2 separate regions of the Homo sapiens genome follow, and region 1 is linked to region 2. Evidence: chromatin loops called from intact Hi-C (ENCODE). Cell type or tissue: Calu3. All regions are shown on one strand. Links, peaks and the distances in the headings refer to the core of each region. The heading gives the core; the rest is flanking DNA.

What was found. A loop is a pair of places that touch in the nucleus more often than their neighbours do. Peaks named below come from ENCODE experiments on the same cell type or tissue, not always from the same donor. Only the 100,000 strongest peaks of a DNase experiment are listed, where the experiment ranks them.
Region 1: it touches region 2 in a loop (13-fold over the local background); 5 of 110 quality-filtered maps call a loop at or near these places.

The regions. Positions count from the first base shown.
Region 1 is chr3:34,676,097-34,692,395 of GRCh38, forward strand. LOC124909365 (a long non-coding RNA gene) reads left to right here. Exons shown (of 3, transcript XR_007095867.1): 3 at 330-1,368. Among named protein-coding and RNA genes, the nearest start is that of LINC01811, 520 kb to the left of the region's middle. In Calu3, for the core only: no CTCF peak of the experiment used is centred there; a DNase peak (open chromatin) is centred at 7,945.
Region 2 is chr3:34,611,549-34,627,847 of GRCh38, forward strand. No RefSeq gene overlaps it. Among named protein-coding and RNA genes, the nearest start is that of LINC01811, 460 kb to the left of the region's middle. RefSeq lists a silencer at 8,550-8,773. In Calu3, for the core only: no CTCF peak of the experiment used is centred there; no DNase peak of the experiment used is centred there.

The sequences.
Region 1 (16,299 bases), core at 4,062-12,061, 64 kb after region 2:
GGGGCTCTTTGGAACACAGCTACCTTTTCTTTTTTGTGAAAGAACCAAATGTGTTACATTTCCATTAAAATGGAAAAGTGGGAACACAAGGAATGAGACTTCATTAGGCTATTAGTTTTATACCTAAAATGTTCATACAGTACACTGTGTCTCTACATACTGCCATACCGACCCATTTATTTTAATACCATCAATGTTTGAACACCAGGAGTTTGATCCTGTGGGATATTTGATTGCACACTTGCAAATACCAGCAAGCAAGGTTTATAATTAATCAATTTCAATAATGACCCCCAATTGTTTACTTCTTGTATCCATGTCCTGTGCAGTGTGATTTGCTGCTCTTACCATTAAGAGGTGAAATCTCTTTCCTCGCTATTTGAATATGACTGTGCCTGGTGAGTGACACTGAACGAAAGAATGCAGCAGAAGTGATGGTGTGCCAATTCCAAGTCCAGGCTTTACTCTCTTGAGATTCTTGCAAACAACGATGTGTGCAAATCCAGGATGGCCTGCTGGAGGGAGACAAGTGAACCATCACCATCTTCACCCTGACCAACAGCCAGCCAATCATTAGACAGGAGTGAGGACATCCTAGGCCAGCCACTGACCTGATGACTGCAGATCCATGAGTGAGCTCTGCTCAGATCAGCTAAATATGGCTGGCACCAAAAGAATGACTCAGCTGACCCACAGATTCATGAGTTAAATATGTCCCTTTTGTTTTAAATCACTAAGTGACTTAATGAGTGATAAATGGCATAGGGTTTAAACTATCTTGTTATGAAGAAGAATAGTTGAACCACTTGCTCTGAGTAGAAGTCAATGTAAGTCACATTTTCAATAAAAAATACAGGTTTGTTGTTATATAACTTAAGGTAAATGTGCTGGCCTAAATTATCTTTCCACTCTACTCAAGAGAAATTACAGTCTGTATTTCAAGGTCATTCTGATCAAATTCTCAAAGCCAATAATGTCTCAAAAGTACTTGCAAATATTAATATATTTTTATTTGATTTTATTAGTCATATCAAAAATCACTAAATACTTATGAATATTATAAAATTCTTGAGCTATTTTCCTTTTAAATTAAAACTTTTTAGTTTTAAATATATTACATGTTCATTAAGAAAGAAAAATGCAAAAAAAAAGTGCAAAGAAGAAATTTTTGAAAAAAAGCCTATAATCCCATTGAGCCACAAAGAATTGTTTGACATTTTAAGCTGACTTAGAGTTTCCCTAAATGGTTTCCAAATACAGACAGGGTCCAACTGGCCTCCTGCAGATAGAAATATACTCTATATGCAAATGAGAAAACTTCTGAATTTAGTCTAAAATATAGTATAGATATCTATCATGCATACACACACACACACACACACAAATTCACACAATTACCTCCTCACAGAGGTTCCTCATAGACCTTTTTTTTTCTTTTGGGGGAGGAGGGGTGTTTGTTTGCAGCAGTAAATCAGAATAGAAAGCAGCAGCAGTAAAACGTTTTATCACCTTCTGCCTGTGATTTGAGTGCCAAAGATAATTTTCTAAGTTTTTAATCAAAATTTTGAGGGTTTTGTCACAAGCTGACCCACAAGTTCTAGAATAAAATAATGTCAATAACTATGTTATTTATTTTTTGAGTGCATAGTATACACTAGATCTTCTGTTGCAGTCTCTACATTTATAATTCTGTTTTTCTCTAACTAACACTCTGAGATAGGTAATGTTATTTTTATTATTTCTTTATCTTATAAAGGAAATGAAGCTTAAGAAGGCTGAGACACCTTTGAACATTTTATTTTTAGTAAATATTGGGGCAGGGACTTCACCCAATGCAACTCATTACCAGCCTCATTCTGTTTGCCATTCAGCTACAGGGCTTCTGGGGGTCCCAAGATTCCAGAGGGGTGTCATTGTTGAATTTTGTGTGGTTCTATTTAACAAAGAATGTAGGATTGATGCAGAATATATCTTATCAATCTTATTATGAAAATTCTTCTATTCAGGGTGCCTAATACATTAACTAAACATGTGTGATCATAACTATATATATATATAAAGTTTTGTATTCATATAAAACATCATGTTTTTATGCTTCCTTTGGATGACAGTAGGTAGATCTTATTTCTATAGCCTAAGATCCAAAATGCATAGTAGAAATAATACTGGACATGAAGTTGCATGGACCTGGGTTTAATTTTTAATTCCTACCAGTTCAATGAGATTATGGGCATGTGTGTTTGTTAACTTTCATAGACATTAGTCCAACAATAGATGCAACTCTTAGAACCCTGGAGGTGGATTCTCAGGCACAGTTTTATCTCAACCAGAAATCACAAACCAGTTGACTTAAATTTGCATAATTGCTTGGTTTCAGCATTTAACTTTGACCTATTTGATGTTAAATAGTAAAAAAGAAAGAATAAAAAGAAGGAAGGTACATAAAAGGAAGGAAGGCAGGAAAGGAGAAAGGAGGGAGAGATCTTGAACATATGTGGAAGCTCTAGAGATTTCACTTAAACATCTGTGTGTCTAGGTTCTCTTGAAATACAGAATATCAAACAACACAAGCACACATTCCATTAGGCAAAAAACAAGTAGAGAAGTGGCCATTTCCCTAGTTTGGGCATATGATCACTATTGTGTCACATTCTTCACTGGTTCCTTTTATCTCCCAGGCCCTAAGGCTAAGTGGTAAATGTCAGGCATTGCCAAGTGTGTGCCTAACACCTCTTCTGGTGTTCCAGGCCTTAGGGTTTGAGACATAAATCCTAGCTAAATCCAAAATGAGTAAGAAAAGGGTTATATTACTGTCTTACTGTAAGTACAGTACTTTCTCCTTTCCTTAGAATTATTAATTACCATTACTTAGAGAGGTAATTGATCTTTTTTCTGCTGCTCCTCCCAACCTGCTCAAATAGAAATTATTTTTATTTAAAGACTGGCCCTTGGTTTCACAAAAGAAGTACTCTATTGAAGAAGGAATTAGTGAAATCAACAACTCTAACCTAATAGTAGTAGTAATAGAAATTTTAAAATCCTCTTAAAGTTGCTGCAAAGGGTGACCCCTCCTTACACTCAAGTTAAAAGAGAATACTAACAGCCTGTCTTCTCTCTGTGGACAGTGGACCTTATCTATACTCTCCACCTCCACATTCCTCAGCATTTATTATGGGCCCAGTGAGTTCCTGCCTGGCTGCAGGGTCACAAGACTGATAAGTTTAGGTTGCAAGACATGTTTCTCTCAAGATGTAAGAAATGTTGTAATGCTGCCTTTTTTTCTTGCTTCTATAACTTGCATCCCACCTCACGTAGTTCCTGCCTTAAGATGTTTAAAAGTAGGAAAAGTCCTTTGTTCGGGGTTCAGACTTTCTGGATGTATGTCTGGCTGAGTCAGTGATCACCTTGATTTGATAAACTCTCCTGAACCTTTTTCAGTTTCTCCAGTCTTTGATTGTCCCATAATATTTCTGCGGGCCCGTTTGGGATTGGAGATGGCCTATTTTCTATCTTCTTTGCCTGTGGGCTAGAGCCCCACGATGCAGGAGACCTGGGGTCCTTGGTGCCACCAGGAGAGTTTCAGCCTGGAAGGGGAATGTCCCTCCCTCGTTCCAGAGCCCTCCCCCGACAGCACAAATGGAACTGGTAGAAAGGGTTGCAGGACAGTCACGGGAGCAGCACATAGACATCTGAACCGTGGTAAGGTTTTGGCCCTAAGGCAAGACCTGTCCCATAAAGATGGAAGGGGAGCCTGATCACCTGCCAGGGTATGAGGACTAGTCTGACCTGAGGGGGTTGGGACAGTTGGAGAAGGCCATTGATTTGGATGAAACTCACACCCTAACCGACACCAGATGTGGGTGGGGCTCGTGAGTCGGTCAGAAAGAAAAACTGTTTCAGGGATGGGGAGGTGTGTGAAAGTGAGTGAAAGAGATGGTCCTGGGAGAGACCAATGTGGGGCGTGATGTGGGGAGACACAGATCTCTTAGTGTGTACTGTGTGCTCCAAGGCAAGTGTGGGAAAAACCAGACCTATGACACTGCATACAGCCCATAGGACCAGCTCTATAGCTGCAGCTAGCTGTGACAGGCATGCTCCTGGCTAAGCAGAGTCTGAACCTGCTGTAATAGGACCTGGTCTGGTCTGTCCAGGAGTGAAAGTGAGAGTGAAAGTGCATCACAAAGGGTGGAATGGGAGGAAAAGCATCAAAGCCTACTCCATTGGAGTGGATGTTGGAGAATTTCAAGAAAGGTTTTAATGGATATTATGGAGTTAAATTAACCCCTCAGAGATTGAGAACTCTCTGTGAAATAGATTGGCCTTCTTTTAGTGTTGGGTGGCTGGCCTAAGTAACGATAGACAGAGAGATAATTGGCCTTGTGTTTAGGGTCATAACCAGAGTCAAAGAACAGCCTGGGTACCTGGACCCGTTCCCATACATTGACTCCTGGCTGAGCATCATTCAAACTCACCCCAAGTGTTTACAAGCCTGTTATGAGACTTCCTGTAAGACCCTGGTAGCTCGTGCCAGATCTGAGGTAGCAAAAGAACCTAAAGGGATGGTGGAAAGAAAGGAAAAGCCTTAAGGAAAACATAAAAAACCTGTTCTGCAGGCCTTGCCCGAGAAGAGGGAGTTTCCACCTCTCTATGTCCCAATCTATCCATCTCTAGCAAGGCCAAGGCAAGATGCTGCACAAGCGGCCCCTGAGGAATCAAGTTCAGAGGAGAGTGAGCCTCAGGCATCACCCCGCAGGGAAGAGTCAGAGCCCCCTACCTATAAAGACTAAAGAAGCACTTCAAGGTGACGGGGCAGGCTGTCTCAGATCCGGCCGCACCCAAGCCATGCAGATGTTTCTCCAGGAGACAAAAAGCCAAATTTATCATGCTAAATAAGGTCAAGTACAAGGAGAGCAATGCCTTTTGGTTTACAAGCCTTTCTCCACCACTAACCTCCTTAACTGGAAACAGCATACACCCTCCTACGCAGAGAAGCCCCAGGCCCTCATGGACTTGATGCGGTCCATCTTTGTGACTCTTAACCCTACCTGGCCTGATTGTCAGCAACTACTTTTAACATTGTTCAATACAGAAGAATGCGGGAGAGTTGCTCAGAGAGCCTTACAGTGGTTAGAAAGCAATGCATCTGAAGGCAAAAATTATGTCAAGTGGTATGCACAGGAGAGGTTCCCAGAAGCAGATCCAAATTGGGATCCAACCAGGCAGAACTGCAAAACCTGCAGAGGTATTTGGAGGCACTTCTTAATGGAATAAAGGCTGGAGGGAAAAAGGCAATGAATATGGGAAAGGTCTCAGACGTATGCCAAAAGGCTGATGAGAGTCCCAGTGAATTTTATGAAAGACTCTGTGAAACATTCCAGCTTTATACACCATTTGATCTGGAGGCTGTAGGGAATCAATGCATGGTTAATGTGGCATTTGTGGGCCAGGCACAAGGTGACATTAGATGGAAGCTTCAGAAGTTGGAAGGTTTTGAGGGTATGAATATTATCCAGCTCATTCAAGTAGCTACTAAGGTGTTTGTTAATCAAGAGGAGGAAATCAAGAAAGGGGCAAAGTGCATAAGCCAAGGGAAAGGCTGATTTGTTGGCTGCTGCTCTGGTTGAAAGAGAGACTGGTTTTGTGAGAGGACGTGGACATGGTCATGGATGTGGTCACGGGAGAGGACAAGCTAGGCCAGGGTTTGAAGGCTGGCCTAGGCTTGAGAGGGATGAATGTATGAGATGCAAACAGAAAGGGCATTGGAAGGATAAATGTCCAGAAAGAGAAAAGGAAGAAAGCAGCAGCCAGGGACCTGATGCCCAGCCAAGGACTGCAGCCTCTAGCCATTGTTCTAAAGCCAGACGCTGATCTGGTTGGCTTAGCAGGAGTTGAGGAATATAAGGACTGAGACAGACTGGGATCCATCTCTCTAGGCCTCCAGGAACCCCTGGTCTCCATGAAAGTGGGAGGCCAACAGATGGACTTTATGGTAGATACAGGTGCTGAACACTCGGTGGTGACATGGCCCATTGGGCTGCTTTTTAAAAACTATGCTACTATAGTTGGGGCAACCAGACTATCAGAGAAAAGGCCTTTCTGTCAATCCAGAAGGTGTGTCATTGGAGGACAAGAAGTCCAACATGAATTTTTATATTTGCAAAATTGTCCAGTGCCCTCGTTAGGAAAAGACTTGCTCCAGAAATTGTAAGGACAAATCTTTACACCAGAAGGGGACATGACTCTAAACCTAGGTCAAAGAAAAGCCATGATAATGACCCTTACTGTCCCAACAAGAGAGGAATGGAGACTCTATGAGAGACGCAAAATTTGTAAAGATGCATTTTGACAGTGGGGAAATGAGGCAATATATGAGGAATTATTTCTCAAGCTGCCAGGGGTCTGGGCAGAAGACAATCCCCTGGGGCTAGCCATAAATCAGGCGTCCGTAGTGGTGGAACTGCTGCGGGGCAATTACCCAGTGTGAATCTGTCAGTATCACATGCCAGTAGAAGCCACCCATGGGATTATAAAGCATATAGACTGGCTCCTTAAATTTGGATAATAGAAAGATGTGCCTCTTCTTGGAACACTCCATTGCTACTGGTGTTAAAGCCCTCTGGGGATTACCGGCCACTACAGGATTTGCAGGCAGTAAATAAGGTTGCAGCTACATTATATGCCATTGTGCCCAACCCATATACAATGCTTGGGCAAATTCCTGCTGATGCTGCTGGGTTTATGTGCTTATACATAAAGGATGCATTATTCTGCATTTGACTAGCTCTTGAAAGCCAGGGCATCTTTGCCTTTGAGTGGAGCTCATCACAGTATACTTGGACCAGGCCTCCCAAGGATTTAAATGCTCCCCAACCATTTTTTTGAGGAAGCACTAGCCTCAGACCTGAAGGCTTTCGTGCCACCAAGTGACCGCTGTGTCCTCTTTCAGTACATGGATGATTTATTGTTGGCTGCACCCACAAAAGAAGAGTGCTTTCAAGGCACAGAAAGCCTCCTTCGTGTTCTGTGGAAGGCTGGCTATAAGGTATCTAAGGAAAAGGCACAAATCTGTGGCCAAAGAGCAAGGTATCTTGGCTTTAACATCTCTCAAGGGCAGTATGAGCTTGGACTTGAGCAAAAAGGGACTGTGTGCGGCATTCCTTGACCTGACACTAGACAACAAGTGTGGGAGTTTATAGGGGCAGCTGGTTTCTGTTGCATTTGGATTCCAAATTACTCGCTCTTGGCAAAAACATTGTATGAGGCTACCAAAGTGGGGGAAAAGGAACCCCTCCTGTGGAGGAAAGAACAGGACATGGCCTTCAAAGAAATCAAGAAGGTTTTGATCCAGATCCCAGCATTAGGACTGCCAGACATGATAAAGCCTTTTTACCTATATGTCCATGAAAGAAAAGGAATAGTTACAGGAGTCTTAGTACAAACACTAGGGTCATGGTATCGGCCCATGGCATATTTGTCCAAGCGACTGGACTTGGTGGCTATGGGATGGCCACCCTGTTTCAAGGCATTGGCAGCCACTGTCCTGTTAGTGGAAGATGCTAACAAGCTCACATTTAAACAAAGTTTAATAATTTGGATGCCCCATGCAGTCGTCACCCTGATGGAGCAGAAGGGTCATGGCTGGCTTTCTAACACTAGGATGTTAAGATATCAAGGGTTTTTGTGTGAAAACCTGTATATAACCTTGGAGACTGTGAATGCTCTAAATCCAGCCACACTGCTGCCAATAGAATGGGTGGAGCATGGAAAGTCCCGTTGTGTGGCCCAGGGTATCACTGTTTTGTGGAAACAGTGGATGAAGCTGAAAAGACTTAAAGAACCAGCCCTTAAAGGACCCAGATGTTGAATACTTTACTGATGGAAGCAGCTTCGTATCTGAAGGAAGACTGGCTGGATATGCAGTGGTAACACTGAATTCAGTAGCCAAAGCCTGCCCTCTGCCGGTTGGAACTTTGGCCCAAAGAGCTGAGCTAATAGCTCTCAATAAAACATTGCTCTTGGCCAAAGGAAAGTCGGTATACATCTATACTGACTCAAGGTATGCTTTTGCCACTCTGCATGCCCATGAAGCCATATCTAAGGAAAGAGGATTATTAACAACTGAAGGAAAGGAAGTCAAAAATAAAAAGGAAATAGAGCAGCTCTTAGAAGCTGTATGGGCTCCAAAAGAAGTAGCAGTCATCCATTGCAAACGGCATCGAACAGGAGGAGGTGATGAGGCTAGAGGAAAAAGAAAGGTGGACAGAGAAGCCAAAAGAGCTGCAATGACAGACGTAACTAAGAAGGAAGAGGAAACCCTTACCACGCCCTTACTGGAGCTTCCCCTTACAGAACCCCCTAACTACTCCTCTAATGAAAAGGCTTGGTTTGAGCAGGAGAGCAGAAGTTACCAGAAAGGAAGTTTGTGGAAGTTCTCAGATGGGAGACTTGCCATCCCAGAAACAATAGCTCCCCAGTTCATAAAGCAATTTCATCAAGAAACGCATATGGGAAAAACCGCATTAGAGACTCGTGTAGGATGGCATTTCTATGTGCCGTGCCTAACTGCCATCACTCGAGCTCTTTGTGAGCAATGTTTAACTTGTGCCCAAAACAATCCACAGCAGGGGCCAACATGGCCCCCAGGGATTCAAGAAACTGGAGCTACACCCTGTGAAAACCTGCTTGTGGACTTTACCTAGCTGCCTCGAGCCAGAGGTTACCGGTACATTCTAATGTTTGTCTGCACTTTCTCAGGGTGGGCCGAGGCATTTCGCACCAGGACAGAGAAAGTTCGGGAAGTAACCAGAATCTTATTAAAGGACATTATTCCTAGATTTTGACTGCCTCTAACTTTAGGACCAGACAATGGCCCAGCATTTGTGGCAAAAATAGTACAACAGCTAACGCAGATGTTAAAAATCAAATGGAAACTGCCAACAGCTTATCTATCGCCCACAGAGTTCTCAAAAGTTGAAAGAATGAACCAGACACTCAAACAGCTGTTAAAGAAGTTTTGCCAAGAAACTCATCTAAGGTGGGATCAGGTGCTGCCCATGGTCCTTCTCCGAATCAGGTGCACCCCTACTAAATTAACTGGGTATTCACTCTATGAGATTGTTCAGCCGACCACCCCCTATCATAACTCAGATAAAAGGAGATTTAAAAGAAATTGGGGGATTAACCTTAAGAAGGCAAATGCAAGCCTTAGGTGAGGCCGTGCAGGAAATACAAGGGTGGGTAAGAGAAAGGATACCTGTTAGCCTCACAGATGCAGTACATCACTTCCAACCTGGAGACTCTGTCTAGATCAAATGATGGAACCCATCCACTTTAAGGCCTTTATGAGATGGTCCCCATATTGTGATCTTGTCTACCCCCACTGCTGTTAAAGTTTCAGGTATCACACCTTGGGTTCATCATAGCTGGCTGAAACCAGCAGTAGCCACCTCCCAGGACCAGTGGACCAGTCAACAAAACCCAGACCACCCGACACGGCTGATCCTGCAGTGAAACCAAGCTGCTGCTGACAAGGACAACTGCCCTGCTCCGACCACACTGGAGGCTGGTCGGTCCATGCATGGCTGAAGCTTGAGGAAACATGGAGCCTTGTTCTAGTCACACAACTGGAAGCTGACTAGTCTATGCACAGCCAAAGCCTGAGGAAGTCAACAATAGACAAGAAAATGTGGATTAAATTTACAAACATAGTTATATTCTTACTTGTACTGATTGTTTTGCTGTCATGATATCTTTGCAAATGCTGCCAAACTTGTTATCCAGAAGGGTGCCCGTGCATAGTATAAGTAAGTTTAATTATATTAGTAATACTGAAGCCACTGACACTTTCACCTATGGTTATAAAAGGGGACCAGGATGCCTGTCATCACTGTATGATAGTCACACTTTTTCCAGACCAGCTTCTAAAACTCTGTTATACCAGACCTACTATGAGTGTACAGGGACTCCTACAGGAACTTGTGTCTATAACCAGACTAGTTACCTGGTCTGTGATCCTGGAAATGGGCAGCTCCAAGTATGTTATGACCCAGAGTTCTTGCCCTGTGACTTCTGGTTTGAAGTCCAAATTGGCGAACCCCTAATGCCATCATATACAAACCTCACAGAAACCGGGGTCTGTAAACTTGTAAACAAAACAGACGTATTCCCTTACTCACATAAAGGGCCTGTCTCTGTATATTTTGATGCCTGCCAAGCTGTACATCTCAGTAAACTAAATAATATTGGGACCATCTGTAAAAATCTAGGACAAGACAGTCAGCATCAGAGCCTCCAAGGACATACATACCACCACCCGAATAATGGCTCTGCAAAAGTACCAACCAGTATCCCAAGATGAGTATGTACCCACTCAAGAAGAAGTAGCTAACTATTGTGCTCTTTACTAATTTACATTTGTGTTGAGCACCAAAAAGGAGTAATGAAGAAGGAATTAATGAAATCAACTATAACATAATAGTAGTAGTAATAGAAATTTTAAAATCCTCTTGAAGTTGCTGCAAATGTGACCCCCAACTTACACTCAAGTTAAAAGAGAATACTAACAGCCTGTCTTCTCTCTGTGGACAGTGGACCTTATTTATACTCCCCAGCTCCACATTCCTCAATGTTTATTACAGGCCCAGTGAGTTCCTGCACTGTTGCAGGGTCACAAGACCGATAAGTTTAGGTTGCAAGACATGTTTCTCTCAAGATGTAAGAAATGTTGTAATGCTGCCTATGTTTCTTGCTTCTGTAACTTGCTTCTTGCCTCATGTAGTTCCCACCTTAAGATGTTTAAAAGTAGGAAAAGCACTTTGTTTGAGGCTCAGACTTTCTGGACATATGTCTGGCTGAGTCAGTGATCACCTTAATTTAATAAACCCTCCTGAACGTTTTTTGGTCTCTCCATTCTTTGATTGTCCCACAACACTATATTCTAATAAAATTCCTCATTTAAATTATAATTTTGTAGTTGGGTGTGGTGGCATGTGCCTGTAGTCTCAGCTATTTGGGAGGCTGAGGCAAGAGGATCCCTTGAGCTCAGGAGTTCAAGGCCAGTCTGGACAACATAGTGAGAGCCAATCTAAAAAAATTGTTGTACTTTTCTCTAATTGATTCGATCTGTATTACTTTTTAGGGCACAGGGAATACTATATTTTAGTTGAACCCATTGAGCTGAGTTAGATGCAATAGGTCAAATATGTTAATGTTCATGCCTTCAAAATTAAAATTCTTTCTACTTCCCTCCTCCAAAATGTGGGGCCTATAGATGAGGTGGGTGAAATTAAAGTATCTTCACTTTTTATTCTAGGTGTTTTGATCTCATCAGTGGTGTTTCTGATCTTGCTGGTCTTCTAGGTATTGGTCCCCATTATGTGCTTACACAGCTTAAGTTTCCAGACAGTGGTATGCTAGAGCCAACTTGTACTAGCTTATGAAAGCCAATTGTGTACATCTTGTCCCAACTCTATATTTTGTCATTTTGGCTTGTCACTTGGTAGTTTTAAAGGGCCATGCTTGGAGTATTTATAACCTGGAAATTGGCAAATGCTACAAATCTCAGCTGTTTCTCCTGAAGAGTTGATTGTTAAATATTTACAAACATACCACTCCCTCCAGATGAAGTGGAATTCAAGCTGTGTATTGTCCTCTTCCATTTCCACTGTGGGCTTGTATAACTTGCTTTGACCAGTTTGACATTAGCAAGTATCGTGTCAGCAGATTTTTGTTAAGCCTTGCACAATGGAGATAGTCCTCTTTGGAACCTTGTAACTACCATGCTATGAGGAAGCCAAAGTCACATGAAGAAGCCATATGGAAGAGAACTGAGAAACATAGTTGAGAGCTAGAATGAGAACTCAGACATAGGACCTAAATTTAGCAATCCCAGCTAGCAGCTGTCAGTGTAAGCTACCTCAGGAGAGGTCCCAAGCAGCTTGGAATAGAGATGAGATGCTCCATTTTACCCTTCCTGAATTCCTAACACACAAAATTGTGAGAAAATAAGCTGGTAAGTTTTGGCGTGGTTTCTTACACAGCAATAAAACACTTGAATGAAAATGTTTTTCAGCTTTCTCAAAGTCTCGTGGCTCTTGATAGCTGACTCAATTTTACCTCACATTTTGTTCATATTACATATGTGTCTGAGAATCCTCCATAATTTCCACTTGGTAAATGTCTTAGGCAGTTATGCCATTTCTCTTCATCTAGATCACCAGCACTCAATTCTTTGGTTGTCCTATGCTCAACAGAACCAAAACACCTCAGAGAAACTAGCCTCTGGTCTTCTAAGAGCAGACCACTCTTACTTGCAGGTATCTTTGATTGCTATACCCAGGTTGATGTGAGGACAGACAATAACACAATATCTTTCTAGCACCCTCAGAGTGATTTGGGTATAAAATTTCCTGCCTAAGATAACTCACTTGACTTTAAGATACCATTTAATTTCTGGGCTAAATTTTAAAAATAACCATTTAATGACAACATGTTTGAGAAAAGTCCAAGAAACCTATTCCTTTTCAAATGAAAATGATTTTATAACAGTACAGTCACATACTTTTAAAAAGCTAATTGAGGCTGATAATCTAAATTACTATGCCAGTTATACTGAGAAGTGTAGTCTACAGTAACTTGCATTTGACATGGAGTTGATCTTCTGCTGACTTGATCAATAACTTAGCAGCCAAACAGGTGGCTCTATTATCTTACTTTGATGCTAAGAATCTGATTTTAATCAGATTTTAATTAGTTCCATGGATAAAATCAATTTGGACATGAGTTTGACAGTGCTACTTTAAATCTAACATTATGAATTAGAAATATTGGACATGATTTCTGTAATGTGAAGATTTTAATGCAACCTTATTTTCCCATTATTTCGGTTCATGATTTTAAAGTATACTAAAAAAAAAAACTTGGAGAATCTTAGAAATATTAAACACTGTTTTTTTCTGTTGTTCTTACTATTTTAGGCTTTTGGATGGGAGGCTAATGATATCTCACTGTGGTTTTAATTTGCTCTATCTTGATGACTAATAAAGTTCAGCACATTTTCTCATGCTTACTGACCATTTGGATATCCTCTTTTGTAAAGTTTCTATTCAAACTTTTTGTATATATTTTTTCTATTTAATTACCTATTTGGACTGACTTCTAACATTTTTTATATATTTTAGATAAGAGCCCTTTTTCAGATAGATATATTGCAATTATGTTATCTATGTGGCTTACCTTTTTCCTCTCTTAATGGTATCTATTGAAAATTGAACTATATTAATAAAATTCAGTGTATCAGATTTTATGATTTGCACATCTTTTTTCTGTTTGAAAAATCTTTGCTTATATCAAAGACATAAAGATATTCTCCTATGCTTTCTCCTAAAATAATTTCTTTATATTTCACATTTAGATCTGCAACCCATCTGTAATAGCTTTTTTTTTTTTAATGGTTTGAGGTAGGGAACCAAGATTTTTTTTTTTTAATTCAACAAGGATATTCAGTTCATCCAGTACCATATTGGAAAGGCCACACTTATGCCACTGCTCTGTAATATTCCCTTTGTCATAAGTCAATTGACAGAGAGCCATGTAAGTGTGGTTCTCTGCACTCTATTCTGTTTCAGAGTCCTTTTGTATCTCCTTATGCCAATATCATTGTCATAATTGCTGTAACTATATAATGAGCCTTGATATCGTGTAGTGCGCTTAATTATTTTTGACATTTATATATATATTTTCTTTTTGTTATTTTATTTTTAAATTGACATATAACTATATGTATTGAAGGAGTACAGTGTGATATTTTGGTACATATATTCATTCTCTAATATCAAATCAGCTAAGGAGAGGAGGGGGAAGAGGGAATGGGAAGAGGATAGTCAATTGGTATAAAGTTACAATTAGGAGAAATAAGTTCTGATGTTCTTTTAGAACTGCTCCTGCTGGTCTATGGATTGCATTTTGGGTTGTGAAAGGCTTTTTTTTTTTTTGAATTTACAGACTATATTAATTTATTTATTTGTATTATTTATTTATTATTTTTATTTCCATAGGTTTTTGGGGAACAGGTGGTATTTGGTTACATGAGTAAGTTATTTAGTGGTGATTTGTGAGATTTTAGTGCACCCATCACCCGAGCAGTATACACTGAACCCAATTTGACTAAAGGTCTTCTTAAAATGGCATCAGGACCCATTAGGTGGGTCCTAATTCAATATGACTTGCATCTTTATGAGGAGATTAAGATACAGATACAGCGAGGGAAGACCATGTAAAGACATAGAAGATAAACATCTGCAAGCTAAGGACAGATGCTTCAGAAGAAACCAGCCCTGCAGACACCCTTGATCTCCAGAACTATGATACATTTCTGTTGTTTAAGCTGACCAGTCTGTGGTACTTTGTTACAGCTCCAACAAGGTAATACAACTATTGTTACTTTCTTGTTCAATAATTTCAAAAATGCATTTTTCAATATGTACTCGAGGCTCACTGGGTCACATTGGGAATATATATATATTCCCTATGTATGTGTATATATACAAAATTATTTTTAATCTTTTAATATGTTGGCTTCATATTTTGGTCACTGTAGCTTTGGATTATTTTATCATTTTATTAATTCACCTTTATTCAGAGTGTCAATCTTAAGTTTTCAATGAGATTTTAATATACCTATTGATAAAAGAAGAAATAGGTATAATTAGGGTGAACAAAAAGAAGTCGTTTGGACAAAAAATATAGAGTAGACAAAAGACATGAGTATCCAAGGTCATGAATACTGTAATAGCAGAGAACGGAGGCAGCCTGTCAGGTAACACTGAGCAGGAACCAAACAACAAACTAAAACTTTACATACGTGTCACTTGGGGATTTTGTTTTGTTTACATGTGGATTCTGAATCAGTAGCTCTGGAGTGGTGCCTACGAATTCAGGTGACATGGCTGCTGGTGGTCTATTGATTGCATTTTGAGTTCCAAAAGGCTAGATTATCTGCTTCTTCATACTTTTATCGACTTCCTAGCATTCTCTGGTGCAGACCTGTTTCTTCCACCTGGCTCACACTCATCTCATTGATGTACTTGCAGCTACTGTACATTTTGCCCTCATCTTATTTGCTTAAGTTATACTTGAAAGACTTTTATCTTTCCTGACCCAAGTGAAACTATTTTGTCAATCTGAGTGGGTTTAATAGCATTTCCTGGTGCTATCTCCAGCACCATTCTATGTTGCCAGTCCTCTTCAATGAAACCAGAAGTCACTTTCTGTTTATTTCCAATATAATTGGGCTGTACTTAATGAAAACCTGACATACAATTCTACAATTTTAAAAAGGTTACTTTAAAAAAAGGTGGATATATATATATATATATATATATATATATATATATATAAAATGATGAATTTAGAGGAAAATGTGAGTTATTGAAAAATGAATAATGTTAGATATTCTAGCAGAAATACAAAACATTACTATTTAATAGTGAGCATCCTAGCTTTCATGTTGTAATTATTATATAAGAAGATATTCCTAACATTTTAGTTATTTGTCATTAAAACTTAAAAATTTATTGAGTTAATATGCTATTAGGCAAAGAAATATAGGTTTCATTGTATATAAGTAATATCTTTTGAAATAAATAGTTATTGATATGCATCATCAACTCTTTTGACATTTGTGTTATCTCAATAATGAAGAATAAAAATGGAAATAACTGACATTTTAACTCACTAGTTATTATAGTTAACTGATATTTTAACTCATATATGTATATTTATATATATATATATTTAACTCATATCTATCTATATATAACTCATAATTTTAATTATAATAACTATATTTTGAAGTCTTAACCCCAATATGATCATATTGGGGGGGGGCTTTGAGAAGTAATTAGGTTTAGATAAAATCATGATGGTGGGGCCCCCCTGATGGGATTAGTGTTCCTATAAGAAGAAGAAAAAATTGATCTCTGTCTCCCTTCTTCCCTCTCTCTCTCTCTCTGCCATGTGACAATACAGTGAGAAGGCAGCAGTTTTCAAGCTAAGAAGAGGACCCTTATCAAGAACCAAATCTGGTGCCACCTTGATGTTGAAATTCCAGTGTCCCAATCTGTGAGAAATACATGCCTTTTTTTTGAGTTGTGGAGTCTATGGTATTTTGCTGTAGCAGTTTTAGCTGACTAACACAGAAATTGGTACCACAAGTGGGGTGCTTATTTAACAAATACCTAAAAATGTGGAAGCAGCTTTGGAACTAGGTAATGGGTAGAGCTTGGAATAGTTTTGAGGTAC
Region 2 (16,299 bases), core at 4,804-12,803:
GCTGGTAGTTTCGCATAAGTCAAAGGATAGACAAATTTCAAAAACAGTAATTAGTAACATCAAAAGCTATAGAGAGGTTAAATGAGATGAGAACTAGCCCGGGGGTGGTGGCTCATGCCTGAAATTCCAGAATTTTGGAGCAGAGAGGATTGCTTTAGTGCAGGGGTTTGAGACGAGCTTGGGTAACTTGGTGAAACCCCAGCTCCACAAAAACTACAAAAATTAGCCAGGCATGCTGGCATGCATCTGTAGTCCCAGCTACTGTGGTGGCTGAGGTAGGAGAATCACTTGAGCCTGGGAAGTCAAGGCTGCAGTGAACCATGATTGCACCATTGCACTCCAGCCTGGGTGACAGAGTGAGACCCTGTCTCAAACAAAACAAACAAAGATGAGAATGGAAAAGAATCACATTTAACAATTGGAAGGTTTAAGGCAATCTTGGAATAGAGCTGTCAATGCAATAAAGAAAGTAGATTTTTTTTCTATTGTTGAATTTTTTCAAAGTCTTCATTTCTCTGGTTTTGAGCTACAAACTTTCTCATCTTCCTGAACCTCCAGGCTATAAACTTTAACACTTCCAATCTACCCAAATAAATAATCTATGTTGAAACATACGAGTTAACCCTATCCCTTTTGTCTCCACAAATTTATTTTGCATTTATTTTTTGACAGCCCAAACACCCACTTCCTTTGGAGTTGAGCCAGTCCACTTCTCTCACTTTAGCCTATACTTTCTGCCTCCTTTTTTCACTTACCTGTGACCCTCTAATTGTTTGATTCCTCTGATTTTACATGACTGACAATGACTTGATTCCTTCATAATCAAAATTGGTTTTCTTGCTTTTTTTTGAATATGTAAATCATCCTTTTTTAAAAAAGTCTTACCATTAAGCTTCTCTAAATTCTGGAGTTTGCTATGCATGTTAGAAGAATATTGAAACAAAATACAGGCTGAGTGTGGTGGCTTATGCCTGTAATCCCAGTACTTTGGGAGGCTAAGGCGGACGGATCACTTAAGGTCAGGAGTTCGAGACCAGCCTGGTCAACATGGTAAAACTCTGTCTCTACTAAAAATACAAGAATCAGCCAGGTGTAGTGGCGTGTGCCTGTAATCCCAGCTACTCAGGAGGCTGAGGCAGGAGAATCACTTGAACCCAGGAGGTGGAGGTTATAGTGAGCCGAGATCATGCCACTGCACTCCAGCCTGGGTGACAGAGTGAAACTGTGTCTCAAAAAACAAACAACAACAACAACAACAACAACAACAACAAAAATCCAACAAAATACATTGGTAAAGGTTTTGATTCATTTTTGGCGTCGAGTAATGAGGGTAAGGAAACTTATTATTTATTAGAAGGATCCAGAAATGGCAGACTCAATGAATAAAAATTATTTTGCTGGTGTTAAAATGCATGTTCTTTAGAATTTTATTTTAATCTTTAATTTGAAATAGTCTTTTCCTTCACAATGTCTCAGACATTATTGTCGATGTCTGAATCATCTATAAATTCCCAGCATACACTACATTGTCCTTTCTGAGCACAGTCAATTCCATTGGCAATATGGATAATTATTCTGATTATTGTAGGTGAATCTGTTCAGTAAGCAATTATGCAGCTTTGGAAATTTTCTAGACACTCTGAGAATGTGAAGTGTAAGAAGTTCATGTGGATGTGGTCTCAGAAGTCAAGACAGTGTTTAACCTTGGGGAAATGGATGCTTGTGACTGAAAAGAGGGTTCAAGGGGACTTCTAGTGTCTTGTAAATGTTCTCTTTCTTGATCTGGGTACTGATTACATGGGTATATTCAGTTTGTGAAAGTTCAGTCAGTTTTACACTTATGGTTTACATACATTTATGTATGTATTTTATACTTAAATACAAACTTAAACATTAAAATGATACCATAAATTTATTAGATGTGAACATAGAATTATTTTAAAACTTGACATTGAAGAAGTTCTTAACTATTACTCATAAATCAAAAGTCAATAGAAAAATAACTAACTAACTTGAGTAAAAAAAAGAAAACATACCATACAAGGTCAAAAGTTAAATGCCAAATTAGAAAATATAGTTGCAACTTACATTATGACAAAGGGCTAAATCTTCTAGTATAGAAAGAGTTCCAAGAAATCAGTAAGCAAAAGAACTACCTAATTAAAAATGCATCTAAGAGATTAAGTCTGTTTTCCACTGTTTAAATCTGGGCTATTTCTGGGACTTGCTTTGGTCAATAAGATGTGGTAGATGGGAGGCTGTGCCAGTTCCAACTCTAGGCCAAGAAGACTTGCATGCTTCCTTTTATTTATTTATTTATTTATTTATTTTTGAGATGGAATCTCACTCTGTCACCCAGGCTGGAGTGCATTGGCACTGTCTCAGCTCACTGCAACCTCTGCCTCCTGGGTTCAAGCAATTCTCCTGCCTCAGCCTCCTGAGTAGCTGAGACTACAGGCATGTGCCACCACGCCCAGCTAATTTTTGTGTTTTTAGTAGAGATGGGGTTTCACCATGTTGGCCAGATGGTCTTGATTTCTTGACCTTGTGATCTGCCTGCCTTGGCCTCCCAAAGTGCTGGGATTACAGGTGTGAGCCACTGCGCCTGGCCTAGGACTTGCATGCTTTTGTTCACCTCCTTGGAACTCAGCTGAGCCACCATGCTAATAAGCTCAGGCTAGCCTATAAAAGGATGAAAGACCATATGGACTAGAGATGAACCCTCCCCTACCCAAGCTGAGTCTGGCCTCTGCTCAACCAAGGATGTGACTGCAGACTTACGAATGGGCCCAGATTAGGTGATCTGAGCCAGGCCAAGTTCTGTAGAATTACCCAGTTACTCAACAGATACAAGAGCACTAATAAAATGTTGTATGAAGCCATGCATTTTGGGTGCTCATTATGCAGCAAGATACAACCGATACATGAGACAAGAACTACTTTTATCTATTGACAAGTCTCTACCTTTCTTCCCAAACACCACACACACACACACACACACACACACACACACACAGAGTTGTGTGTGGTGGTGGGGGAGGCAGAAGAATGTTTCTAACTGAGCTGCACTTAGAAACTCTACACTGCAGTTCTCAATCAAATGAATGGCAGTTCCAGCACCTTTATGAACTTGCCAGTAACCATTAGTACAGCTCTAGGAAGCTGAATTTTTTTTTCATATATTTTATGGCTCACATTCTGCCACTGCAGCCATCATTGCCATCAGAATGCCACAGTGCATGGATTCTCACCTTCAGCATACATTTCCCTTCTGAGAAAAAAAAGGAGATTGACTTACACAATGATTCTGTTGATTTGAAGGAGAAAAAGAAGTCTGTAACTGAGACTATGCAGACAGTGCCATCCAGACTCACGTTTGTATTCTCAGCCCTAATTAGCTCTTTTGGAGCAGATTGTTTGCAATGAGCTCCAGAAAATTGAGTATGATTTACTCAAGGCAAACAAGGTTCAGTTGTTAACCTTCCAGTATTTAATGAGGTAATATCTTAAGGATGAACAACAGTTAACAAAGAATCTCATCAATAAGAATCAAGACTGTGCCAGAATTCAATTTTACACCAAAAAACGAGTCTCTGGAGAAAAATAAATTCTATGGCATGAAGTGAGTGCAGGAAGTGCTATAAAAAAGTATCATTCTAACTTGAAGCCGATAATTTAATTTCAGGGTGTCCAATATTGAAAAGCAAATATAAGGAAAACAATATTTTTATTCTGCTGCAGAAGGCAATGAAAAAACGATGAAAAATGTGACAAAAAGCATTTCTGACTTCATAGAGAGCATTATTCTAAAATTGTGAATTTTAAATACTGTATAGTCTTAGCTATGAATTATTTCATTAATAAAACAAGTGATCAGAGTGAGGTGTGGGAGACTACTCAGACATTTTTGCATATGGTGGGAGGATTCCCGTGCTCCGCCCTAGGTGAGAATGAATCTACAGCCATTCCCACAACTCCTTGTACTCTTCCAACTTAGCTTTCCACACTAAATACTCACTCTTTGCTGAGTATGCTTCGTATTGCTGCAGTTTCTTATCCTTTACCATCCTATTCTGTTTACCTGGACTACCTTTCCTGTCTTTCATGGTCTGCCAAGTTTTAGCTAATTTTTAAACTCCTAATCAAATTATCTTTTTACCAAAGAAAAATGAATCTCTTCTTCATATGTGTTTCTCGGATGCATTTTACACGGAGGTTTCTGGAGAGACTCTGAGCCACTAATAGGTAAAAACTGAACTATTATTTCTGTATTTTTAGCTCTGAGATCATAGCTGCTGGACTGAATTAAAAGAATTTGGAGTACTGGCACCTTCCATAAATCTCAGAATGTATTTTACATAGGTGCATAGAGAAAAATTTGCACAAAGAACATGTAGACACTAAGTAAGAATAAAAAGATGCATTTTAATCACACCTCTTAGGACATCCCAGATACAGGATAGAAATTCAATTTCTGATTCTTGCTTAATTTGAAGAATGGGTTAGTGGAGTGATTGCAAAAATGGCTATAATTATTCCTTTCCTATATCAACACCCCCTTTATAATGTGATTTTCTAGCTTCTATCAACAAAAGGTGACATCTATGTCCCTACTCTGTGAACCTGGGATGACCTTGGAACTTGCTTCAACAATGAAATGCGTAAGTCATGCTGTGCGAGTCCCAAGCCTACACTTCAGAAGACCTTGAATTCTTCTGCTTCCTCTCTTAGGAATTTGCCCAGCTATCAGGTGAAACATCTTAAGCTAGCCTACTAGAAGTTGCCAGACCATATAGACTAGAAACAAGCCATCTCAGCTGGGACCATCTGAGTCCAGTCAGCCTAAGCTAACCTAACAGCTATGCAGAGATGCATGCGTGAATGCAGAGAAGACCAGATAAACCATTCAGCTGAGTCCTGCCCAAATTGCTAATCCACTGAGTAGTGAACTAAATGAATGGTTGTTGTTTAAAGTATCTGTGTTTTGACAACCCCATAAAAAGTGGGCAAATGATATGAACAGACACTTCCTTTGAGAAACTTCTCAAAAGAAGACATTTATGTGGCCAACGAACAAATGAAAAAAAGCTAAACATCACTGATCACTAGAGAAATGCAAATCAAAACCACAAGGAGATACCATCTCACACCATCTCATAATGGCAATTGTTAAAAAGTCAAGAAACAATAGAGGCTGGTGAGGCTATGGAGAAATAGGAATGCTTTTATACTGTTGCTGGAAATATAAATTAGAGCAACCAACATGGAAGACAGTGTGGCAATTTCTCAAAGATCTAGAACCCGAAATACCATTTGACCCAGCAATCCCATTACTGAGTATATACCCAAAGGAATATAAATCATTCTACTATAAAGACACATGCACACGTATGTTTATTGCAGCACTATTTACAATAGCAAAGACATGGAACCAACCCAAATGCCCATCAATGATAGTCTGGATAAAGAAAATGTGGTACATATACACCGTGGAATACTATGCCACCATAAAAAAGAATGAGATCATGTCCTTTTCAGGGACATGGATGAAGCTGGAAGCCATCATGCTCAGCAAACTTTTGCCCATTTTTAATAGGGGTGTGTGTGTGTGTGTGTGCACGTGCTATTGAGATATCTGTGCTCCTTTTATAATCAGGATGCTAATTCCTTGTCAGGGGGGTAATTTGCAAATATTTTCTCCCATTCTGTGGGTTGTCTCTTCACTGTTGATTGTTTCCTTTGCTATATGGGAGCTTTTTAGCCTCATATAATCCTATTTTTCTATTTTTTTGCTTTAGTTACCTGTGCTTTGAGATCTTATACAGAAAATCTTTGCCCAGACCAATGGCCTGTAATGTTTCCAAATGTTTTCTTCTAGTAGTTTTATAATTTTAGGTCTTAGATTTAAATGTATAGACCATTTTCATTTGATTTTTTTGTGTGTCTAATAAAAGATTGTGTTTCCGTTTAATTCTCTGCATATAGATATTCAGTTTTCCTAGCACAATTTATTAAAGAAACTGTTTTTCCCCATTTCATCATTGTTCGACAAAGATGAGTTGGCATAAATGTGTGGATTTATATCTGGGTTCTGTATTCTGTTTCATTTGTCTATGTATCTGTTTTTATGACAGTATGATGCTGATTTAGTTACTATAGCTTTGTAATAAATTCTGAAATCAGGTAGTGTGATGCCTCTAGGTTTGTTCTTTTAGCTCAGCATAACTTTGGCTATTCTGGCCATTTCTGAACATAGGGTTATATTAGTCTGTTTTCATGCTGCTGATAAAGACACCTGAAACTGGGAACAAAAAGAGGTTTAAATGTACTTACAGTTCCACATAGCTGAGGAAGCCTCAGAATCAAAATGGGAGGCAAAAGGCACTTCTCACATTGGAAGCAAGAGAAAAATGAGGAAGAAGCAAAGGTGGAAACCCCTGATAAAACCATCAGCTCTCATGAAACTTATTCATTATCATGAGAATAGCATAGGAAAGACCAGCCCACATGATTCAATTACATTCTCCTGGGTCCCTCCCACAAGATGTGGGAATTCTGCGAGATACGATTCAAATTGAGATTTGTGTGGGAACACAGCCAAACTATATCAAGGGTGTTAAAGTCCCCTATCATTATTATATTGCAGCCTATCTCTCCTTTTAAATTTATTAATGCATGCTTTATATACTTAGGAGCTCATATGTTGGGTGCATAGATACTTATAATTGTTATATTCTCTTACTGAACTGACCCTTTTATCATTATATAGTGACCTTCTTTGTCTGTTTTTATAGACTTTTATTTGTAATCATCATTTTATCTAAGTATAGCTACTCCTGCTCTTTAGTGGTTTCCAGTTGCCTTGAATACATTTTTTTTGCACCCCTTCATTTTCACTTTATGTGTACCTTTATTGGTGAAGTAGATTTTGTGTAGGTAGCGTATAGTTGGGTTTTCTTTCCTTATTCATTCAGCTTCTCTATAGCTTTTTATTGGAGAATTTAGTCCATTAACATTCAGTGTTATTATTAAGAATTACTACTGTCATTTCTGGATTGTTTTCTGGTTGTTTTGTAACTTCTCTCTTCCTTTCTTTTTTCTTCCTGTCTTTTGTGATTAGTGGTTTTCTCTGGTAGCATGTTTTAATTCATTGCTATTTATTTTTTGTGAGTATATTATAGGTTTTGCATTGTGGTTACCATGTGACTTATAAAAAACATAAACATAACAAGTTGTCTTAAAGAGATGAGTACTTATCTTAGATCACACAGAAAATAATAGAAATAAAAAAGAAAAATATTCTACCCTTTAACATCGTACCCCCACATTTTGACTCTTAGTTGTTTCAACTTATTTTTTATTATGTATCTCTTAATAGGTTTCTATAACTATAGCAAAATGATATATTTGCATTTTGGGCTTCATAGTGGAATTATAAGTGGATTACACACTACAATTCAAATATCAGAGTATTTTAGTTTGTCCGTATGTTTAATTTTACCAGTGGGTTTTATACCTTCAATTTTTTAAAGTTCATTTATTTTTTTCTTTAAGATCGAAGAATTTCCTTTAGCATTTAGCACTTCCTGTAAGACAAATCTGGTGATGGTGAATACCCTCAGTTTTATTTGTTTGGGAAAGACTTTATATCACTTTAATATTAGCAGGATAAGCGTGCTGGATACAGTATTCTTGAATGGCAATTCTTTTCTTTCAGCACTTCGAAAATGTCAAGAATATCATTCTGCTCCCTCTTGGCCTATATGCTTTTTGTTGAAAATTCTGTTGCCAGATGAATTGGAGCTCCTTTATATGTTATTTGCTTCTTTTCTCTTGTTGCTTTTAGTATCTTCTGTTTGTTGTTGACTTTTAAGAATTTGATTAATTTAGGCTTGGGGCGGTCTCATTTGGGTCTAATCTGTTGGTATTCTCTGCCCTTCCTGTACCTGGATATTTAAATCTTTATTGAATTTTGAGAAGTGTACTCTTATTATTTATTTGAATAAGCTTTCCACTTTGTGCTCTTGCTCAACTCCTTTTTGAACACCACTAATTCTTATATTTGGTATTTTGATCTAATTTTCTGTATCTTGTAGGTGATCTTTGTTGCTTTTCAATTTTTCTTTTTCTCCTCTCACTGTATTTTTAAATGGGCTGTCTTCAAGATCACTGATTCTTTCCTCTGCTTGATCCACTTTGCTGTTGAGATCCTTTAATGAATTTTTCAGTCTAGCAAATGTATTTTCTAAGTTCCAAAATTTCTGTTTGCCTTCTTAAAATACTTCAATCTCTTTGTTAAATTTCTGTGATTAATTTCAGAATTATTTTTCTGTGTTATCTTGGAGATCACTGTTTTCTTAAAACTGCAGTTTTGAATTCTTGGTCAGAGAGCCCACATATCACGGTCTCTTTAGGGTCAGTCACTGATTCTTTGCTTTGTTAATTGGGGAGATTATGATTCCCTGTTTGCTGTTGTTTCTTGTGGACATATATCTATGTCTTTGCATTGAAGGATTAATTATTTATTCCAGTCTTCTGTCTGGCTGATTTTGTTTTTTATTAAATATGTTTGCTTAGATGTTGTTTGCCACTAGATCATTGCCTCCTTTTTGGCTCTAGGTGGCATCTTAAGCCCAGGTTCACTTCAGCTCTAGTAAAGGATAGGAGCACTGGCCTTCCTCATTGCGGAAGCTCAGGAAGGGGATACCCAGCAATGTGGGAAAACTGGAAAGGGGCTTGTGTCCAGAGGACTTATGGAATAAATCTACAGCGTGGTGATGCTGAACAGCCACTCTGACTGGGCATGTCCTTTGACTGAGTTATAGAGCAGAAGTTCTAGGACTGGGGATGGTAGTCCCATCTTCTCTTTTTGTCTTCCCTGTCCTCAGTGATGCTTAAGGGACTCATGATGCTTCCTGTGGATTAAGGCATGAGCAGATTTCCTGCCAGCAAACTCAAGATGGTGGTACAACACCGTCTTGAGGTGGCCGTCCACCTCAATACGTTTTGTCCTTTTTAAAAATTGTGAGTTGGACGAAAATTTTCCTGGTGCTTGGTGCTTGGCAGAATAGGGGGAGGGACATCACAGATATGCAGGTTACATTCTTTTACTGTCTACCTGGAGTTTTCTCACTTCTCCGTGGCCCTGGGAAGTGTCTCATCTTCATATTTGAATTGTCTAATATTGCTAGTGATGATTTTGGTGCTGTATGTTAGTTTTTGGTTTTCTGTGGTGGGTAGTGAAACCAACTTGCTTCTATTTTGCCATTATGGAACCAGAAGCCAGTCTTTTCACTTTCTTGAAAATGTCCTTTTATGAAAAAAAGTTAGTAACTTTGATGCAGCCTTCAATTTATCTATATTTTGTTTTGATGCTTGAGCTTTTGGTGTCATATTTTAAGAATCTTAAACTAATATAAGATTATGATGATTTAACCCTATGTTTTCTTTTAAGGGCTTACAGTTTTAACACTTAAATTTAGGTTGTTGAATCATTTTGAGTTAATTGTTATATATGGTGTGAGATAGAAATTCAACTTTATTCTTTAACTCTGCTGTCCCAGCACAATTTGTGGAAGAGATTCTCCTTTTACCATTGAACGGTCTTGGCACTCTTGCTGAAAATCAATTGGCTATAGATGTATGAGTCTATTTATGGACTCTTGATTTTTTTTCCTTTGGCCTGTATATCTCTCCTTATGCCACTAAAACACTGATTTGATTGCTAGAGCTTTGCAGTAATTTGAAATTGGGGAGTATGAATCTTCCAACTTTGTTCTTTTTTAAAAGACTGTTTTGGTTATTCAGGTCTCCTTGCAATTTCAAATAAATTTGAGGACTTCATCAACTCTGTAGATCATTTTGTGCAGTATTGGCATATTAGCAGTATTAGATTGTTGAATTTGTGAATACAAAATGTCTCTTCATTTGCTCAGATCTTTAATTTCTTTCAGCAATGTTTTGCAGTTTTTAGTGTACAGATCTTTCACGTCCTTGGTTACATTTATTCCTAGGAATTTTATTCTTTTGGATGCTATTGTAAATGGAAATGTCCTTTCATATGTTAAGGCTAACCCCTTATATTCTTAATTTTCTGAAAGTTTTGATCATGAAAGCGTGTTGAATTTTGCCGAATGCCTTTTTCTGCATCGATTGAAGTGATTATGATTTTTCTTCTGCTTTGTTCTATTTTTGTGGTGCGTTGGATTGATTGATTGTCTCATGTTGAACAAACTTTTCATTCCTGGGGAAAATTCTACTTGTTCATATTCTTTCAATATGCAGTTTAATTTTTTTTTCTGGTATGTTATTGAGAATTTTTGCATATATATTCATAAAGAATGTTTATCTGTAATTTTCCTTTTTTGTGATGTCTTTATCTGGCTTTGATATTCTGGTAATGCTGACCTCATACAATGAGTTAAGCATTTTCTCTTTTTTCATTTTTTTAAATAGTTTGAAAAGAATTGGTCTTAATGCTTTTTAAAATGTTTGCTAGAATTTACTAGTGAAGACTTTGGGTCCTTGACTGTTTTTGTTCAGAGGGTTATTTTATTATTATTGATTAAATCTACTTATTTGTTACAGGTCTGCCGATATTTTCAATTTCTTTTTTAGTCATTTAAATTAATTTGTACATTTCTAGGACCATTCTCATTTCATCTAGTTTATCTAATTTGTTGGTATATAATTGTTCATCTTTTTTCCTCATGATTTTTAAAAATTTCTGTAAAGTCAGTAAAATGTCCCCACTTACATTCTTATTTTATTTGTTTGCATAAACTACCTCTCTTTTTATTTTCAATCCAGCTAGGGGTTTGTCAAATTGTTGATTTTTTTTTCAAAGAACCAGAGTTTGCTATTATTGATTTTCTCTATTGTTTTTCTATTACCTATTTCATTTATTTCCACTGTTACCTTATTATTATTTTTTTCCTTGCTAGCTTTGGCTTACAGGAAAATTTTTTCAAAATTGTTAAGTTGTAAAGTCAAACTATTGAGATGATTTTTAATGTGAGCACTTATAGCTATACATTTTTCTTTAAGCATTGCTTTCTATACATGTTACAAGTTTTGTTCTGTTGTGCTTCATTTTTATTTACCTCAATTTTTTCCTAATTTCTCTTGAATTTCTTTAACTCATTGGGTATTTAAGGCTATGTTATCTAATTTCCAGATATTTGTGGATTTTCCAGTTTTCCTTCTGTTAATAATTTTAACTTTAGTTCATTGTATTTGTAAAAGATGATCTGTATAATTTCAACGTTTTAAAATTTATTGAGACTTGTGGATTAACATACAGACTATCCTGGAGAATGTTCCATATGCACTTATGTGTATTCTTCTACTGGTGAGAAGAATGTTTTATATATGTCTTTTAGGTCTGGTGATATATATTAATAGTATAGTATAGTGTAGTATTTTTGATCTATATTGACCCATCTAGATCTTCTGTCTATTTTTTAAAGTGGGTATATAAAGTCTCTAAATATTATTTTAGAAAAGCCTATCTCTTCCTCTGGTTTTGTCAACATTTGCTTCATGTGTTTTGGGGCTTTGTTATTTGATGCATATATATTTACAATTGTTATATCTTCTTGAAAAATTGACCCTTTTACCAACATGTAGTGTAGTTCTTTCTTGTAGAAGTTTTGCTTATGTCTATTTTTCTGAATTTAGTATAGCTACTCTAGCTCTCTTTTGATTATAATTTGCATAAACATATTTTCAATCCTTTCACTTCCAACCTATTTGCGTCTTTGGATCTAAAGTGAATGTCTTATAGATCTCATATAGTTGGATCCTTTTTAAAATTCCACTCTACAAATCTTTGCCTTTTGATTAGAGTGCTTAATCCACTTACATTTAAATTAATTACTGGTAAGGAAAAACTGCCATTATGCCATTTATTTTCTCTATGGTTTTTACCTTTGTTGTCCTTCATATCCTCTATTGTCATTTTCTTTGTGTTTAGTTGATTGTAGTAAAGTATTTTGAATCATTCTCTGTTCTTTTTGTGTCTATTTTAAAATACACATTTACTTTTGTAGTAACCATGGGGGCTGTCTTTAATATCCTATGTTTATAGGATATAGTTTGAATTAATACCAACATAACTTCAATAGCAGACAAAAACTCTGCTCCTATACATATTTGTTCTCCCCCTTGTTGTGTTGTAGTTGTCAAAAATTACATCTTATAGATTGTATACCTAATAATATATATTTATTATTATTATACATTTGACTTTTAAATTATTTAGAAAATAATAAATTTGAATTGCAAACCAAAAATATAAGAATACTAGTTTTTATATTTGCCCATTTAGTTGCTTTTATTGAAATTCTTTATTTATTCATAAAGAATCAAATTACATTCTTAGAGTTACTCATTTGCCATTTCTTCCTCAGCTCTTGTTATTCTGGGAATGTCTTCATTTCTCTCCATATGAAGCACAGTTTTGTTAGATATAAAATTATTGGTTGACAGGTTTTTTCTTTCTTTTAGCACCTTAAATATGCCATCCCACTGTCTCTCCTGCCATGGTTTCTGTTGAGAAATTGGCTTTTAATTTTATGAAGTCTGTCATATGTGATCATGTTACTGCTCTGTTGCTGCTTTCAAGAATTTCTTGTAGTTTTTGTTTTTGATTAGAGTACATCTCAGGATGGATCCTTTTAGGTTTATCAGAGTGGAGGGACTAAGTTTCTTGAATTTATAGATTTAAACCTTTCATCAGGTTTGGGAAGTTTGTAGCCATTCCTTCAAATATTGTTTATGCACATTTCTCTCTCTTTGTTTCTGGGTTTCCCATTATGCACATGTTAGTGTACTTGATAGTGTTCTATAGGTTCCATAGGCTTTTTACTTTATTTATTCTTTTTGCTCTTCAGATTGGATGATGTCAACTTTGCTGTCTTCAAATTCATGATTCTTTCTTTTGACTCTTCAAATCTACCTGCTTAACCTCTCTTATTTTAGTTATGGTACTCTTGGAACTCTTCAGTTCCAGCATATCTATATCTATATCAGTACATATAGATACAGATATAGATATAGCAGTATATCTATATATACTATATCTATATCATATATATCATATATATATCATATATATCTATATCAGTAGATATAGATATATCAGTAGATATATATATATAGAGAGAGATATTCAATCTTCTTTTTAGCATTCTAATTTTGTTCACATATCTTTTTTTCTTATTTCCTTTGGCTTTTGTCCATCTCTATCTCCAATTTAGTTCTTTGAATATATTGATATTTGACAAAATCTTCGTGTACTAATTCCAATGTCTAGGTTTCCTCAAGGGCAGTCTCTGTCAATTTATTTTGTTCCCTTGAATGGGTCATGCTTCCTGTTTCTTTGTATACTTTGTGTTTTTTTTTGTTTGTTTACAATTGGGCATTTGAGTATCATATTGTGGTAATATTGTATTGTAAATATCATATTGTGTAAATCAGCTCCCTCTCCTCTAGAGTTTGCTTTTTTTGGATTGTTGATAGTTGTGGTCATCCATTTGTTGATTGGCTTTCCCAAACCGCAGCATTTGTGCAAAGTCTGTTTTTTTTTTTTTTGTCGTTTGGGGGTCCCTTATGCCTCTTTTATTTTAGCTTGTGTTTAGAAAGTGCTTTGACAGATATATATATATATATATATATATTTAACATGATGAGCCATACGAGCAAAAACATCTCTCCCAGTCTTTGCATATCGGCTTTGTATTGGAACACTCCTTCAACACTCAGCTGGTACTGCACTGAGCCTAAATATATGATAGATATGAAAGCTTAGCCTCTTTTCAGTACTTTTTTTTAATTATGAGGTCTTGCCCTGGACATGTTCGTGGCTTTCTAAATTCTCTAGTGTACCTGGGTGCTTTTGAATGCCCTAACTTTCCAAATAAACTCTCCCTAGCTTTTCTTCCCATGCTTTTGATAGTTTATTGAATGTCTCAATTGTATCTTTTGTCACAGGCCACTGTTGGTTTTTCATTAGCCTTACAATGTTTTCAAATATTGTTCACCAACTTTCCTTCCTGAATAAGTTCCCATGTTAGGCAAAACAGAGATGACACCTTTGGTCAATCCTTCAGGTATCCCCCAGGCAAGTTAGGACAGACATATTGAATAATCTGTGAATAAGGTATTTTCTGCTTTCCCTGGAAACACAGACTAGGTTCCACACTAGGAATTTGGCCTGCAATCTTCAAGACTGCTGCTGAGCTTGGGAGAGAATGAAGTAAGTTAAATGCCACAAAGCTTTTCTACCATTTAATAGTTGCCTTTACTTGATTTAGTACTTACTGAGTTGCTACAAATCTTTAACTGTTTTCTGTAGTTCTAGCAAAGTTAGTTCTGACAGTTTCTGCTTGGTTCTCAATGTTTCTGTGGAAAGGAAGAAGCTTAAAGTTGCTTACTCTGATATTTTGCTCATATACCATGGGAGCAGTAGAGTTTTCCCGTGTATTTTTGTAATTACTTCTCATCTACAGAGGCAAAAAATAGTATCTCATTGTTTCTATTGTTATTTCTCTGATAATTTGTTAGGTTGTATCCCTCTTCATAAGTTTCTTAGGCACTTTGCTGAGAATTTAGGTTTTTTGTTTCTTACTGGTTTGCAGAATTTCTTTAGATAGTCTTCATATGAATTCTTTGTTATATATGTTGTAATTATTTTCTTCTCCCTTCCATTTTATTTTAATACTGTTTATGATGCCCACACTAAAAAATTTTTATAATTTTTATATAGTTAAGCTCAATAATATTTTCCTTTATGGCTTTTGAGTTGTATGCCTTGCTTAACAAGGTCTTTCCTAAAAATATTTTCTAGAGCAAATCTAATTTTTATGTATTATCTTTTTAAATATTATTTAAACAATAAAATATTTATTAAAATACTTGAATAAATAAAAATTTATTTACATTTTTGATTCCATTACGTTGTACTCTAAATTTTTGCAAATGTCTTTTTATTTTGATTTTTTTTCAACTGCTTTTGACTTTGTTTCAACATTCTTTCTGAGATTTCACTTTTCTTGCATGCTGTAGCCTGCTTCCACTAATTAGAGAATGGCATGGAACAAGCTTATCTGGGTCATTCACCAGTGGCTTGTGTTTGGAGGGAGCATGATCTTGTTCCTTCTGGGTGTCACCACTCACCTTGACACTTCTTGTCCTCTTTCATACAAGTATCCACATCTCTGCCCTAAAGTTTGTGTCACCAAAGTATGAAAGAAAAACTGGTGTAAACTTAGTTCCACCAAAATTCATCATGATAATTCTCAATATATATTCATTTAAATTAATTACATTTAAATTAATTAATTTACATTAAATCAATATATATTTATTGAGAATTATGATGAATTTTGGTGGAAGTAAATTTATATATTATATGCATATATATTTGAAATAGATATATATTTATATACATATATTTCTCTCTATATATGCTTATTGCATCCTTTACCTTTGATTTGGAGAATTTCTAATAGTGTTTCTGCCCTTGGAAGCTGTCTCTTTCTCTTTATGTCCTTTAATCTGTGGTCTTCCTTGTCAAGCTGATTGTTTCTGCATTTTACTCTCATAGATTCTTTAACCAATTTGATTCACTGAAGATAATCTTTTTTGTTTGTTGCTAGTATTATAATTTTGTTTGGTCTATTACATTTTTTATGTCTTCTCTAGGGAAGCAAAAGATCTAAGCATTTGTTCTCAGACTAATATCTTGATCTAATTTTCTATGTATCTTTTTGTTCTTATCACACATTTTTATAATAGGATTTGAGGCTCTTTGAAAGAACACATTTGGTAAAATATAATAAAATACTTGAGGGAATGAGAAGATATGAATAAGTAAAAATGGAAAGAAAACAGCAAGAAATTAGTCTGGTACTTGTAGGAATTTAGACCTTTGGCAGGCTTGGAGCTTAGTCCTGATGAGAGATGGTAAAGCTAAGTGTATACTGGGAAACTCACCTTTGACTTGCCCAGAAATAAATTTCCTAGGATTGGTTTTGCACAGTCTCTAGAACCTAGTGGATAGAAAGGTGTTTAGCCAGAGTTTCCAAATTGTAAATCTTCCACTAGAATGGAAAAGTGGTAGTTCTGATTATGTTCAGGATTTTATTCCACCAAGACAGAATCATTGGCAGCCGGGCATCTCAGAGAGAACTGATTATACATTAGCTTACACATTCTGTGAGAGAAGGTCGTATGCCAGACTTTTCTTCAAGTATTCTGAACCACAATATAATAATGCCAGTACTAAGGAAGTGATAA